3 separate regions of the Mus musculus genome follow, and all the other regions are linked to region 1. The links are chromatin loops, found by intact Hi-C in ENCODE. Cell type or tissue: heart. All regions are shown on one strand.

Region 1 (5,000 bases):
TGCACATGGTGGAACAAAACCAGTCACCTCTGCATTGCTGAGAAGCAAAGCAGAGAAAGAGGAGCAGATCAGAGTCCCACAGTCCCCAGTAAGGGCATGTCTCCAGTGATCTAAATGCCCATCACTGGGCCCTACTAGTTAAGTGTCTACCACCTCCCAATAGTGCCCAGCTACAGAACCAAGCTTGTGACACGCAGACCTTTGTGGGACATTCATGATCCAAATACCAGCACTGGTAGGGGCTCTGCACAGGTTAAGGTCTGCGTGTTTGTTCCTTTTTTCTGTTTTGTTTTTCCCTTTAAAATTGTATTGATTTGATTTGTATGCTTGCCTGCTCATGTCTGCCCAAGAGGGCCAAGAGGGCCAAAGAAGGCATCGGATCCCATATAACTGGAGTTATAAGTGGTTGTGAGTTGTCCTGTGGATGCTGGGAACTGAACCCATGACCTTTGCAGTGCTCTTAACCACGGTACCATTTCTCCAGCCTCAGGTTCTGCTCTTTTGAGGGAGCTGGTTGCTAAGCATTGGCCTAGGAGCATGTGAGCAGGCTTCATGTCTCTTCCTCCCTTTCCCTGTCTCTCATTTTCTGAATGTGTGTGTGTTTCAACAGAAGGGGGGGAGGGGGAGGGGGAGTGGGGAGGGGAGGGGAAGGAGGAGGAGGAGGAGGAGGAGAAGGAGAGGAAGAGGAGGAAGGAGGAGGAGGAAGGGGGAGGAGAGGAAGAAGAAGAAGAGGAAGAAGGAGAAGGAGAAGGAGAAGGAGAAGGAGAAGGAGAAGGAGAAGGAGAAGGAGAAGGAGAAGGAGAAGAAATCACCTAGTAGTTTCTATAAACAAGTAGGAGAAGTAAACCAGGTATATAGAGAGTGTGGGCTTGCAACCCCTACTCAAGAGAGTTCAAGGCCAACCAAAGCAGTTTCCCAGACTCTGGCTCAAAATGAGAAGAAGTGAGCTGGCAGTGTGGCTCAGTGGTGCATGTTCAAGGCCCCATGCTCAATTTTGGAAGAAAAGAAGAAGAAATGGGCTGAAGAATACATGGTGTCTCACAGTCAGTGCTAACAGAGGTGAAAGGATTTCCTCGTGGTAAATGCGAGAGTGATTATGTACTTTCCCTTCGTAAGCGGACAGTATTTCAAGTTTGTTCACCTTTATCCTGATAAAAGGGAGGTCAGTCAAAGACATCTAAAAGACAAAGGCTTGCCCTTTCAAAGCAAGGTTATGTTGCAACGGAGTGGGAGGCCTTTAAAGAAACTCAAGCTTTGGGGAGAGGATGTGGAAAGCAGGTAGGTGATCTGAGGCTGAGGCTGAGGCTGAGGCTGAGGCTGAGGCTGAGGCTGAGGCTGAGGCTGAGGCTGAGGCTGATGTAAAACCCAGAGCCTGTGGTTTCCAAAGCTGGAGATTCTGACTTTATGTCACCGTTAGCTTCATCTGTTACCTTGACACAAACATAATAGTCACTTGGCAAGAGGGAAACTCAACTGACAGATCGCCTCCATTAGATTGGCCCATGATGCATTCTCTTAATTACTAATTGATGTAAGAGGGCCCAGCCCATGGTGACATCCCTAGGTGGGCCTGGGCTACCATGAACTAGAGGCAAGTCAGTAAACAATGTTTATTCCTCCATGGTTTCTGCTTCAAGGTCCTTAGTGGGCTGTAACCTATAAGTGGAATAAGCCCCCCCCCCCAAGTTGGTTTTGCTCAGTGTTTTATCACAACATAGAAACCAAAGTAGGGCACCTTGTGAGAATCTTCTAAAATAAACTGACTTGTCTCCAGTATGAAAAGATAAAGCCTTCTAATTATTTTACAGAAACAGCTAGTTGGCAGCAGGAGTCATGGCAGCTGTTAGCTGACTCCCAAGTAAGGCAGTCGCGTGTGGGTGAATAGCACAGGCCAGGAACTTGTAGTCCTCCTCCAAGTGCTGAGATGCTAAGTGTTGCCGGGAAGAGTCTGGTGTAAGTGTGTCCTCCAGAGGTGCAGCTGCTGGGAGCTTAGCACTCAGCGTGCTGATATCTCTTGGAGGCAGAACCTTCAAGAAGTGGTGCCTAGGCCATCAAGATGGTTCAGCTGGCAAAGGTGCCTGATGTCCAGCCTGTGTGGCGTGGAAAGAGAACTACTCACAGAAACTGTCTTCTGAGCTACACACACACATTACACACATGTACACACACACACTCATACATGCACACACACACACAAACACACACACATATACACACATTACACACATGTCCACACACACACATACACCACACACACTCATACATGCACACACACTCACACACATTTATACACACAAACACACACATATATACACATTACACACACACATACACACATACATACCACAGACACAAAATAAAATATATAAAAATAAAATATATAAATAAACATAAAGGATGGATAGTTAAATATTTTTATTGATAACATCCTTTAAAATTTGGTAATATTAGCTTAGGGACAATCTTAAATGCATCTGTGACACAAAATCCTTTTCTTATCAGATCCAACCACATTTGGACATTTGGATTTTAGCCTCCCCTACCCCTTCCCCTCAAGTCTTATGTTCAGAATTCCGGTGCAGTCACCATGCGTTTTGACAGGTCCCTGAATTCCTAACCTCTGCGTGCGCACGTGCACACACACACACACACACACACACACACACACACACACATAGCCTGGCTTGCCCTTCAGAGCTCAATTTGGGCCCTTTCTCCTGATGAGAGAGAGCAAGACACCTGGGCTGTGTGCATTTTCTACATATGCCTGTTAGATGTTGTTCCCGGGATTTTGTAGTCACCTACCATTTAATTATCTATGACCCTTGAGGGTCCTGCTTTATCTTCTGGCTTTATTTTTAAAATAACTTTTTTTTTTGACATGGGTCTCACTATGTAGCTCAGGCTGTCCAGCCATCACCGGCTGCCATTCTCAGTTTCACATCCAGAGAGCCGCATTTGACTTTGCCCTGCGACTCTGTGATGTGTTATTTGTGCAGTGGCCACCAGAGGGCAACAGAAGAACAGAGTCTAGTCAATTCTATCCCTCTAGAACTGTAGGCTGTGGATTGCAAGATTATTTTAGGTCTGAAAGGGAAGTCTACTGGTCACATGAGCCTCAGTTTCAGACAATGATTTTAAGCAAACCCTTCCAAGAAAGCACGATGGTATTCAACATTTTAATAAATTGAAACATTTGAATATTTTGAATTTAGAATTCAAGTTGAAAAGTTTGGGTTCTGCCTCCAGCTCTCTCTATTACCCAGCGTGTCTGATCTCAGATAAGACTTCGAATCTGAAAAGTGTTAGTTTCCAAATCTGACAAATGGGTGGCATGATGTCCTTTGTCTCCTGGGAGTGCTTTGAGAACTGTAGGCAGTGGAGCACACAAACAGCCAGAAAATGAAAAATGCCCAGGGAACTGCAAAAGCTAGATCCGAATCAGAGAGCTAAATAACAACAGCCCCACCCCCGTGTCCTAGCTTGAGAGCAAGCTGAAAGCTGGTGTAGCCCTCTTGGTCGGTGGGCATGAACGTATGGCAGTGCCAGGGAGGTGGTGACAGGGGATCCATGGGCCTTGATAGCCAAACAGCCTAGTCTACTTTGTGAGCAGAAGGCCAGTGGGAGACCCTGTCTCAAAACACAAGGTGGAGAGTTCAAGGCCAGCCTGGTGTATGCCGCAAGTTCTAGGGCAGCCAAAGGTTCATAGTGAGATTCTGTCTCAAAAGAGAGAGAGAGAGTATGTGTATGCTCACACAGAGAGAGAGAGAGAGAGGGAGAGAGAGAGAGAGAGAATAACTGAGGAACGACACTTGAGGTTGACCTCTGGTCTTCATACATGCTCACACATGAGTAAATGCACTTGTATGCACAGAAACATACACATGCACATGGACACACACAATAAAAAGTCCTTCAAATTACCCAGAAGCACAGAAATGCACTGTATTTTGAGAGCCTTTTGTACGATGTGAGACCCACTGAGGACACGGTCACATCCCAGGCCAGGAGAGGCATCCGTTCACTGACTCTATCACCAATGCTGTCGGGTGGATGTGGATTTAGTGTTGTCTGCGGCCTGTGAGGGCTTGAGGGGGGTGGGTTTTTGTTGTTCTTGCTAAGTCTGCTCAGTTTGCACAGGTTCTGTATGTGTATAATACAAGCAGGTCCAGAATATGTTTTTCAATATTTGTTTATTAAAACAATACGTGGATATGACTGGACACCGGAGAGTGATCATATGAACTTGGATCTTGTTTGTTGTAAATGGCCCCTGGGAAATTTCCAGGTAGAGGAGATGCTGCAGGCAGGCGGATGAGCTGTCAGGCAGTACACCTGAGAGGACCAGGAGGGAGAGGAACGAAGACTGTCTCAAGCCACCATGCCCAGTTTTTAAATATAGATGCTCACACTCACATGACCAGCACCATAGCAGCTAAATTATCTTTCCAGACTAATTTAAAGGGCTTTAAAGGGAATATGGATAATAATTTTATCTTATATTCTTCATCTTTATCTCAGCTCACCATGGAAAGTGCTAGCCCACAGTAGAAGGTCTGTAAACTTCTTAGCACAGCATAGGAACCTTCTGTGGGAGGCACAGAGCTAGCCTTGAAAAGCTAAGACTCTCAGAGGTTCCCAGGGATTTGGGGGGGGGGGGGCGGATGACTCCTGCTTTAAGACCAACGCCCCACCGCAGTATAAGTTAGCATGCTTTTCATTCTAAAGGCTCCTGGCCTCTATGCCAGTCCTGGGGACTCTGTGGATTTCTTAGCTGTGCACTGATTCAGAGACTCTTCCACTCAGAACTTATCTCCACGCAGGTTTTATTCACAGTCCTTTTTAGTGTCTTTTCTTTTCTCATTCTTGTGTTACTTTTTAAAAAATGATTTATTTATTTCTATTTTATGTGCATCGGTGTTTTGCTTGCATGTATGTCTGTGTGTGGGTGTTGGATCCCCTGGAATTGGAGTTACAGAGAGTTGAGAACTGCCATGTGG
Region 2 (5,000 bases), 240 kb after region 1:
AGGGCTAAAAATAAATAAGTTGTGATGTAGGCAGAGGCTGCTGAGTTCCCTAGGTATATAAGCAATTACAAAAGAACAGAGGAACATGACTTGTGTGTATAGAAGGTTGTTTCAGGGTTGTAGACGTAAGCAGACTATCAAAGCCATCATTTATCAAAATACAAAATGGGAATTTGGCTTTCTGGTATGAAAATGCACTTTCCAAATTTCATAACAAGTTACAATAGTGGCCTTTTGTCTTTTCAAGTTTGTTCCTTATTCCATCTGCTATAAGTAGAAAGAGTACCATTAAGTTCAGCTTGTCTAAAAATTATGAAAACTTTAGAAGGTAATGTGTATGCGTTACAAGTAGATTATAAATCACTAGCAATCAGAAGAACAAACTATTCATGGTCAGTGTAATCAAAGCACTGGGCTCTGACTAAGCACCATTAAATCACCCCTTGTCTACAACTGGGAATGCTTTCCTTATCTACAAGAGAGTTACTGCAAATCTACAGATGAACTCACTAAATCAACAGGCTACTAGGAAAACAAAGCATAAAGACTGACTCCATCTGTCTGTCTGTCACGTCTCACTACAGGACTTTGAACCTTCCCCAACATGTATAGCTCCATTACTTGGACATCTTTTAGTTGAAAACAGGATTTTACTTAGCATACTGTTAGACAAGAGCATTTACGAGTCTTTTCTCAGATGGTAGTTACAATATTTACCAGAGTGGATTTAAATGTTGTTTAGCCTAGAACCAGAATCTTGGTTGACCAAACTGCACATTCTTTTTTTATATGAATGACTTACTAGCTGGGGATATGGCCCAGGGGAGGAGTGTTTGCCTAGCATGCCAGGAGCCCTGGGCTTGTTCCCCAGGGCACATGTGTAATTTCAGAACTTGGAAGACGGGACCAGGAAGATCAGCATCCCAAGCTTCTCAACTACATAACTAAAGTATGAAGTGAAACTGGGCTACACGAGGCATTGTCTCAACACAAAAGATTAATCGAACAAGATTTATACTTACCCAGGGAGCCTAGAGTATTAGCCCAAAGTGCTCCTTGCCTAGTCACCATATTCAAAATCCTACCAGGGAAGAATGAGAGAGAGAGAAAAATGTATTTAGGGTCACTGCTTCTCTAGTAATCTTATAAGCCATAGCTATAGCTATTTAAAATATATAGGCCCACGCCTAAATGATTTTTGGAACTTCAAGGTACACCTTAATACCACCCCAGATTTTAATAAATAAGGTTGTTACTTTATATAAGTGAGGTTTATGATAGTAAAGGCACAAAATTATTTAGGACAGATTAAATACAAAGGCTTTAAACAGCAGCCTGAAATGTATTTACAAACTGATGATCTGTGTTAAAACAATGTCACTGTACCTGTGACAGAGTGGTTTGACATTCTTTGGGAAAGGGAATACATTTCAGAATACTAAGTAGGGCCAATGGAAAGGACATGGGTGTTAGAGTGCAAAGCAGAACTGAAGAGAAAGGAAGAGCTGCCTTTACTAGAGCACACGGAGAAAGCACTGTCTGCTCCCATACTAGAACTAAGCAGTCAAAGCGAATGCTTAGCACACTCTCAAGGAAGCAAAGTTTGGTCTTACACCAGAGTCACAGCCCACCAGAACGGTGACCCAGCAACCAGGTGAAGAGCACACATTACTCTCCCAGCAGTGTAACACCATCACAGGAATGTGTCTGGGATGGCTGACTACTACTGGGTAACACACTAAGAACTTGGTAGAGCTCTCTGGGGACGGTCTGTCGGCACACTTCACTTCCGTTTGTGAGCCTTTATCTACTGCTCACATTTTATCACCTGCCACTTTCCCACAACTCTGCAAGGCAGAAAGTAGACAAAGTTTTTACTCAAGATCACAAAATATTAAGTGGTTAAACTACAATTCTCGAGTTAAACACAACATGTTTGGCTATAAATTCTACCCCTTTCCAATTATTAAATGCTGCTTCTCAATATGGGAAGATGAGAAGATTATGTTGCTATTGTTTTCAAAAATGGAATATAGCATTTTGTTTAAGAGACTTCCCACTTCTAAATTCATTATAAATATTGGTTGGGGATTTGTTTCAAAATGATACAATAGAAGAAACTGGGTGACTGGCCAAGGCTGAGGGTTGTTGTAGAAGAATTAGGGTTCACAGGTATTTATTACAGTATTTTAGCTTCTCATACTACAAAATCTGCATTGTCAACAAAGGAGTTCATGCAGTAACAGCAACAGAAAAACCTGGCAAGCCTCTAAGGTTTCCTAAGGCCAACTCCAGCACGCCTGCTGCCACCTTCTGGCAGGACGATACATTCACAATTCAGAGATTAAGAATGCTTCTGGGCAGATGGCTCACTGGGTAAGTGGGATAGCTCCTGAGAAAGGACACTTTAGGCTGACCTTTGGCCTTCATATGCACCCGCTCATGTGGACATCTGCACACTTGCACATACATATATAATAATGATCTTGGAATTGTAGAAATTCCAGTTAAGGGGCTGGTGAGATGGCTCAGTGGTTAAGAGCACCAACTGCTCTTCAAAGGTCCCGAGTTCAACCACATGCAACCACATAGTAGCTCACAAAATCTGATACCCTTTTCTAGAATGACTGAAGACAGCTACAGTGCACTTACATATAATAAATAAATAAATCTTTAAAAAAAGAAATTCTAGTTGAGTGTTTCTGCCCCTCCCCATTTAAGCATGTCAGCAAGAAGCTAATAGATCTAGCTTCTATCATCAAGTTCTGAGTCCTACAGGCCCAAGAACAATCAAAAATCCCTATTAGTAACTCAACAATTTAAAAATATAAATTTGCCATATAAATTTGGAGAGCACATGTAAACCAAAAAAATCAGATTGGGGTTGTACCAGTTAAATGAAGACACTAACCAAAATCTACACCCCTGCAAAGCTAGGACACAGTAACTTGGTTCCTTATGCTTTGAAACCAAAACCATATATTAAAAGAGAGAGAGGTGGTGGTGGGGGTTGTTAATTATCTAAGCACTTTATTAACACCAGACCCCAAAGCAGTGGTTACTATGCAAGCATCTAGACTTACTGTACATTTCTTGGTTTGGACCAGGCCATGCTCTGGGTTTCCTTCAATCCTAAACGAAGACCGTTCATTGCCCCGAATGCGGCCCCTGGTGGCAAATCATAACAATTAAAAAAAAAAAAAAAGCTTTTTATTAAAAATAATTCTGGTTGCTTTTTTATATAATGAGAAATGCAATACAAGCTTTAAAAACGAAAAGAATATCCTAGTTACTTTTCACTTTAAGCACCATTAACGACTTGGATTTAAGGACATTACAAATAAAAATATTGGGGCTGGAGAGATGGCTCAGCGGTTAGATGGCTCCTTCAGAGGTTGTGCTTTCAATTCCCACAACCACATGGTGGCTCACAACCATCTGTAATGGGATCTGATGCCCTCTTATGGTGGGTTGAAAGACAGCGACAGTGTTCTCATACATAAAATAAAATAAATCTAAAAATAAAAATTGTACCTGTCATGCAACATCCTCCAATGGTAAAGAAAGCTAGTTCAAATCTGCCTCGGGTTTTATTAGCTCCAGTTGGCAAAATAAATTCATCAGTATCCTAAGGGTCAAAAAGGAAAACCAAGATGAGTGCTCCCTGAAGACCCAGGCAGCTGTATTTTTTTCCTATTTTTCTCTTTTAGTTTTGAGACAGTATCTCATTATTTAGTCTAGGCTGGTCTGGAACTCACAATTATCCTGCCTCAGTTTCCCAAGTACTTGGATTACAGGTCAAATTTTCAAAGTAGTTTGGAAATAAGTAAACAACCAAATTAATACAAACTCAGATATCAAATTCAAGCAAAAGTAAAATTGTCTGCAATAACAGCCAACACATAAATCAAAAGTGATGTGACAACTTCTTGGATGTCAACTGGTCTACATATGGAACTAGCTGAAACCTAAGCAACTGGCTGGGCACATCTGTGATTTTTTTTTCCCAAAATCATTTAAAGTAGGAAGAGCCGCTTTTAATCTGGGATCTTTAAAAGTGGAAAGATTTACCTTTATTCTGGGCCACACCTTCTGGTGGCAGCCTCTATAAATTAAAGGACATGAAAGATGAAAGCTTTCTCTGCCTAACAAGTCCATTCCTTCATTGGCATTAGAGCCTTCTTCCCATATTCTGGCATATACTGAAGACTAGTTGAGACATCAAGCCATACATAGATTGAACAACTACTGGATTCACATACTTTCTGTTGGTAGATAGCCACTGTTGGCTAGCTGGATTACATACAGCGTGTAAACCATTTCAATAAATTACACACACACACACACACACACACACACACACACACACACACACACACACTCATTCTATAAATTCTGTCCCTCTAGAGAAGCCTGACTAATACAAGTGACATGAGTATAACACACTGAATTCTTTGGAGAGATTTTTCTTCCAGAACTAATTTACTCCATCTATTCTTTCATAGCATAAATCTGACAAGGGCAGAAAGTAACCACATTCTTTGCCAAACTATCACAATAATAATAGTCTTTAGGATACATACTAATATTTTCTCCTCTGAAACCTCTTGAGCTGGACCCCCACAGTTCAAATCACCCTCAGCACTACTGTCTTCCATGCTCCAACTAGTAAGGCCCATTAACCCAAGCTTAAAGCATTGAGCTGCTTTTCTGTCCCAAAGTCCACATTCTTCCAAAGAAAAACATGGTCAGGACTATCACAGCAATCCCCCAGTTCCTGGAACTATCTAATGTCTTAGGGTTTCTATTGCTGTGAAGAGACACCATGCCTATGACAACTCTTACTGGGGCTGGGATACATACATTTCAGAGGTTTAGTCCACTACCATCACAATGGAAGCATGGCAGACATATGGCCCCAGAGAGGTCATTCGTGCTACCCCATACTCACTATAGATAATGATCTGGTGGACAATAAAAAATTTCTGCTTGGTTATTTT
Region 3 (5,000 bases), 120 kb after region 1:
AGTTTTGCCCTGTGTGTTTGAGTAGAGCACACACCCGACACCGTGTGTGATGGAGAAGCTTGTTCACCTCATTGCAGGCAGGAAACAGAGAAAGAGGGTTCTAGCAAAGGGCCAGGGCAGGGTGTAGCTTCCACTATCCCCACTTCTGCTGTACCTGCTCTTCACGACTTTCCCATCGCGCATCAAGGGACAACTCCGTTAATCAGGTCGAGCTCTCAGAATTTATTGTCTGATCACTAACCCCTCTGAACCTGACACTTGGGGAGCATTTCATACTCAAATCATAACAGATCTCTTCTCTAAAGCACACCAAGATGTGTGACAGTGAGAGCACCGACCACCCCAGGTCAGTGGAGCCTTCATCCCCTTGAGTAAAAGGACACACAGACCCCAGTGAGCACAACAGATGGAAATGGGGGCTGTCTGCACTTGCAGCAAGGGCATGTTTTTAAGTGCTTCCCTCCACCAGGCTAGAATTCATCCTAAGGCATTTGTGGCCAGTCACCTCTGCACATAGGAGGTATCCTTGGGTGCTGACAGCTGGCATCATCTCTTCTGCGAGGCCGTGACTGCAGCATAGCTTCTCCGGTGCCCATCAGGCACCTACCTTGTAATCAGGTCTCCTACTTTGCAATGAGATGATGAATGGCAAATTACTGGATTCCAAAACAACACACAGAGGCTCCCCTCTGTGTGTGCATGTATGTGTGTGTATTTGCGTGTGTGTGAGTGTGTGAGGATGCAAATGTGTGAATTTGTGTGTATGTGCCTTTATGTGTGAGTGTGTATGTGTGCAAATATGTGAATTTGTGTGTATGTGCCTTTATGTGTGAGTGTGCATGTGTGTGAATCTGTGTATGTGTGTGAATTTGTGTGGATATATGTATTTGTGTGTGAGAATGTGTGTGAATTTGTGTGAGTCTTTATGTGTGACTCTGTGTGTGTGTGTGAATCTCTGTGTATGTATGTGCATTTTGTGTGAGTATGCATATGTATGTGTGAGTTTGTGTGCTTGTATGTGTTTATGTCTGAGTGTGCATCTGTGTGTGAATGTGTGTGTGTGTGTGTGCAGTGGCAGGGCAGGACAGAACTCCCTGAACCCCTTGAGTGTAGGGGTGTCAGCATTAATAACACAGTTTCTCCTAGTGCCTATTACTGTGTTCCACATAGTAGAGCTTGTATTGGCAGCCTCCTCTCTGTGGTGAACACCTGAAACAATTGAGAAGAAGGGGAGATCTCCTTTGGCTCATGGGTTCCCAGGGTTTGGTCTGTGCTCGTCTGACTCTTGTTTCTGGGCCTGTGGTTAAGGCAGAGAATCACGGCAGGAGCCGAGCTGATCTGCTTGTGGCAGCCAGGAAACTGGGAGGGGAAGAACCAGGTCCTCTTTAAGGCCACGCTCTAGTGTTCTTCCTCTAACCACACTCCACCTCCCAAGGTTTCCACAGCCTCCCAGGGAGAGAAAGGCCCCTGCAGCCACAGCAGCTGCCACAAGTCACAGTCTGTGTGAATGTCTACTTGACTATGGAGGAACTGACTTCTTAACATCATTTGAGTGGTAAAAGCCACATGGTTCTTAGGGTCGCCATGTTGGGCAGTGCCAGTTTATAACAGAGTAGCCCTGATAGCCTTTGGGACATTGAGACATAAACATTGGGAGATATCACTGAAGCCAGTAGTAACTACAGGGCTGTTTGCTCCAGGCCTCAGGATGAAGGTCCAGAGAATGTCAGTTGACCAGAGATTCGCATTAAGTAAACTGCCTCTTGGGAATAAGAACACATGGGCCCAAAGATATTTTTTGGGTGTGCAGGTCTTGCTGAAGCTGACCTGGCCTTGAGCAGATCACACAGGAGTCCAGTGGAGCTCTGGCTCCACCTACAGGCCGCAGTGAGATTGCATACACTTCATTTTCTCTCCCCTACCTCAGAACATGGCCCAAGAATGGAAATCCGTTGGAAATAGCCTACTCAAAGTCACATCAGAACAGAGCAGAGAAAGATTTAAACAATCATTTCTTCAACTCCCTTATTACTGTTTCACAGTAGAGAAACCAAGGCTAATTGAGGTGACCGCTATCTCTTTGGCCTCTCTGCCCCTGGCACTGACCTGCTGAGCACACAGATGGGCTAAGAGCACGTGGGCAACAAGAAAAACAGGAACCATCTGGTCAAGGTCAGGCCTTCCTTCTGCCTCCTTATGACCACATGGTAATTCCTTTAAAATGCTGATGAGTAAGGTGAGAGAGTTGGCGAGAGGACGGGACAGCCATCCACTAACATCCACAGAGAACGGGACAGCCATTGATAGGGGACAGCCATTGATAGCATCCACAGAGAATGGGGCAGCCATTGATAGCATCCACAGAGAATGGGACAGCCTTTCCTTAACGATCCACACATACCTTTCAGGTTTTCGTCTAAAAATATCATTCCTGCTTTGGTTTTTAAGATTTCTGTGATATAATTCTAGTTTTTGAAAACTCTCCTCTGAGGGAAAAAGTAAATAGTGAAATCCTGTCAGGAAAATAGTAAAATAAAAAGCTGTAAATGAGCCGGGCGTGGTGGCGCACACCTTCAATCCCAGCACTTGGGAGGCAGAAGTAGGCAGATTTCTGAGTTTGAGGCCAGCCTGGTCTACAGAGTGAATTCCAGGACAGCCAGGGCTATACAGAGAATACAGAGAAACCCCGTCTCGGAAAAAAAAAAAAAAAAAAAAAGGAAAAAAAAAAAAAGCAAGCTGTAAATGGTGGCCTTTAATCCCAGCACCCAGGAGGCATTGGAATGCAGATCTGTGAGTTCCAGGCTAGCCAGGGCTATACAGTGAGGCCTTGTCTCAAGAGAAAACCCCAAATTCCTCCCCCTATTCCCACACTCCCCACACCCCACTCCCATGTATATTAGGATTAGCTCTTATAAACAGCAACAAAATGTTTTCTGCTTATTGATTGACTGGATACCATTTATCCATTTGGGGGTAACTAATAACATTTGATACTTTACCAAACAGAAAGGTCTCCTTCATGTCCAACTTAATTAATGTTTGCTGTCTCCAACCCCACAACTCAGCGTGGAGAACACTTAGCCAAGGTCCTGACAGCACCCCATTCCACTTCAAGGGAGATGATGAGCATCAATAACCTCCATATAGAGTTGCTCCAATTGTGGCAAGCTAGCCACTGCGGGGAAATGTCCCAATTTTATCTGCAGACAGAATGCTGTCCAAAAAGCACAAAGAGACATAGGATAGTCGATTGCTAAGCTCTGCCAAGTCAGAGTAAGCTAGTCCTTCATAATTCCTGCTTCATTTAAGGCCTGTCAGATGTTCTGGGATGAAAGGCTGAAGATAGATGCTCCAATGTCATAAAAAAAAAATGTAGGACTGTTCAAGCCTTAAGCTATCTATGTTACTTCTATGATTTTTAGAAGCTGAGTCCCTGTGCTTCCTGCATACTCAAATAATATTTATTCATTCTCGAATCTCTGGTGGGGTTGAAGACTAGATAGTTATAGTCTCACAATTAAACTTAAGGTGTTCTGGATTTTTAAACACATTTTTAAAAAAGATTTATTTATTATATGTAAGTACACTGTAGCTGTCTTTAGACAAGGGAATCAGGTCTTGTTACAGATGGTTGTGAGTCACCATGTGGTTGCTGGGATTTGAACTCAGGACCTTTGGAAAAGCAGTCAGTGCTCTTAACCACTGAGCCATCTCTCCAGCCCCAGGTGTTCTGGATTTTAATAGATGGTTTTAAGATGGTAATACAAGTTAAAATCAAAGATGATTTAGTACAGAATTGTAAACTCATTAAGTTAGGATAGATGATAAAATACTTTATCTGTATTGCCAAATATAATGTTCTGGATGCTATAAATGTATACCATGCTTTATAATTTTCATAATTGTTATAATTGTATTCAATTTATATCTTAGAGAAAAGGAGCCTTTTATTGGACTAGAAAAGGGAATTGTTGAGGTTTGGTCTTCTGCTATGTATTGTAATGCTAAGTGCGGTCTGGTTGCTGCAGAGACAAAAGTCTGCACAAGAGAGTCTGTACATAGACCCAAGTGTCACTGTTGACCTTGCCCCCAATTATTTCTAATTGGTAAATAAAGATGCTGACAGCCAATAGCTGGGCTGAAGAGACATAGGCAGGTTTTAGGGTTCCTGGGCCTGGGGGCATGGGAAGAGGACCACAACAGAGAAAAGACACCATGGGTTAGGAGTCAAAAAAAAACATGGCCCTGAGAGCTGGCCAATTGGAGTTAAGAGCAGCTCAGATGAAACGTAGTAGTAACTCAGGGATATTGATAGGAAATAGATTTTAATAGCATAGCAGGTAGATATCTGCCCAGCTCTAGTGCTGATTAAGGCTTGTTGTAAATCTAAAAGTTGTGTGTTTCTTTTATCCAGGAACTAAATGGTCAAAGGTGGGGTAGAAACCCTGGACCGGAATTAAACATTTCTACAACACTACCCTGCAACCATCTCAACGTGGCCTGAACCAGTTTGGGGTGCACAACAAAACAAGCTGTCCCTGAGTGAACTGTCTGTCAGTGATGATCCCCTGTTTTACCTTCTTCTTACTACAGAGCAGTCAGTGTAATGTTTAAAGTCACATACATCTGGGAGACAAGCACAGGAGAGAAGTGATTATATAATCGAACCTGTCAATCAAAACAGAGAACCATCCAAAATATTTTGCTCCTAACCAAATTCCCCCTTCTTGGACCCTAAGAAGCCCCCAACAATAATCTGCAGCTCTTCGGGATGCTGCCCCACGTGGCCTCCTTTCTAGTCACGACAATGGCTTCCTTGCTACTTTTGCAATAAGCCTTAATTTCAGTTCCTTAAGAGGCCAAGGTACTGGAGAGATGGCTCAGTGGTTAAAAGGCTCAGTGGTTAAAAGGCTCAGTGGTTAAGAGCACTGACTGCTCTTCCAGAGGTCCTGAGTTTGATTCCCAGCAACCACATGGTGGCTCATAACCATCTGTAATGG

What was found. Hi-C counts contacts between places; a loop is a spot of excess contacts. Peaks named below come from ENCODE experiments on the same cell type or tissue, not always from the same donor. Only the 100,000 strongest peaks of a DNase experiment are listed, where the experiment ranks them.
Region 2: it touches region 1 in a loop (5-fold over the local background); 2 of 42 quality-filtered maps call a loop at or near these places.
Region 3: a loop joins it to region 1, with 7 times the contacts of the local background. A loop is called at or near these places in 27 of 42 quality-filtered maps.

Annotation. Positions count from the first base shown.
Region 1 is chr14:31,952,105-31,957,104 of GRCm38, forward strand. No RefSeq gene overlaps it. Among named protein-coding and RNA genes, the nearest start is that of Gm41125, 11 kb to the left of the region's middle. In heart, a CTCF peak has its summit at 3,008 (motif pointing right); a DNase peak (open chromatin) is centred at 2,997; H3K27ac peaks cover 344 bases.
Region 2 is chr14:32,190,320-32,195,319 of GRCm38, forward strand. It overlaps Timm23 (translocase of inner mitochondrial membrane 23), which reads right to left. Exons shown (of 7, transcript NM_016897.3): 3 at 3,535-3,628; 4 at 3,084-3,168; 5 at 1,023-1,081. LOC115488402 (a small nucleolar RNA gene) reads right to left here and starts at 1,731; the gene lies at 1,535-1,731. In heart, CTCF peaks have their summits at 2,319 (motif pointing left) and 3,488 (motif pointing left); no DNase peak of the experiment used is centred here.
Region 3 is chr14:32,075,233-32,080,232 of GRCm38, forward strand. No RefSeq gene overlaps it. Among named protein-coding and RNA genes, the nearest start is that of Dph3, 8.0 kb to the right of the region's middle. In heart, a CTCF peak has its summit at 1,880 (motif pointing left); a DNase peak (open chromatin) is centred at 1,819.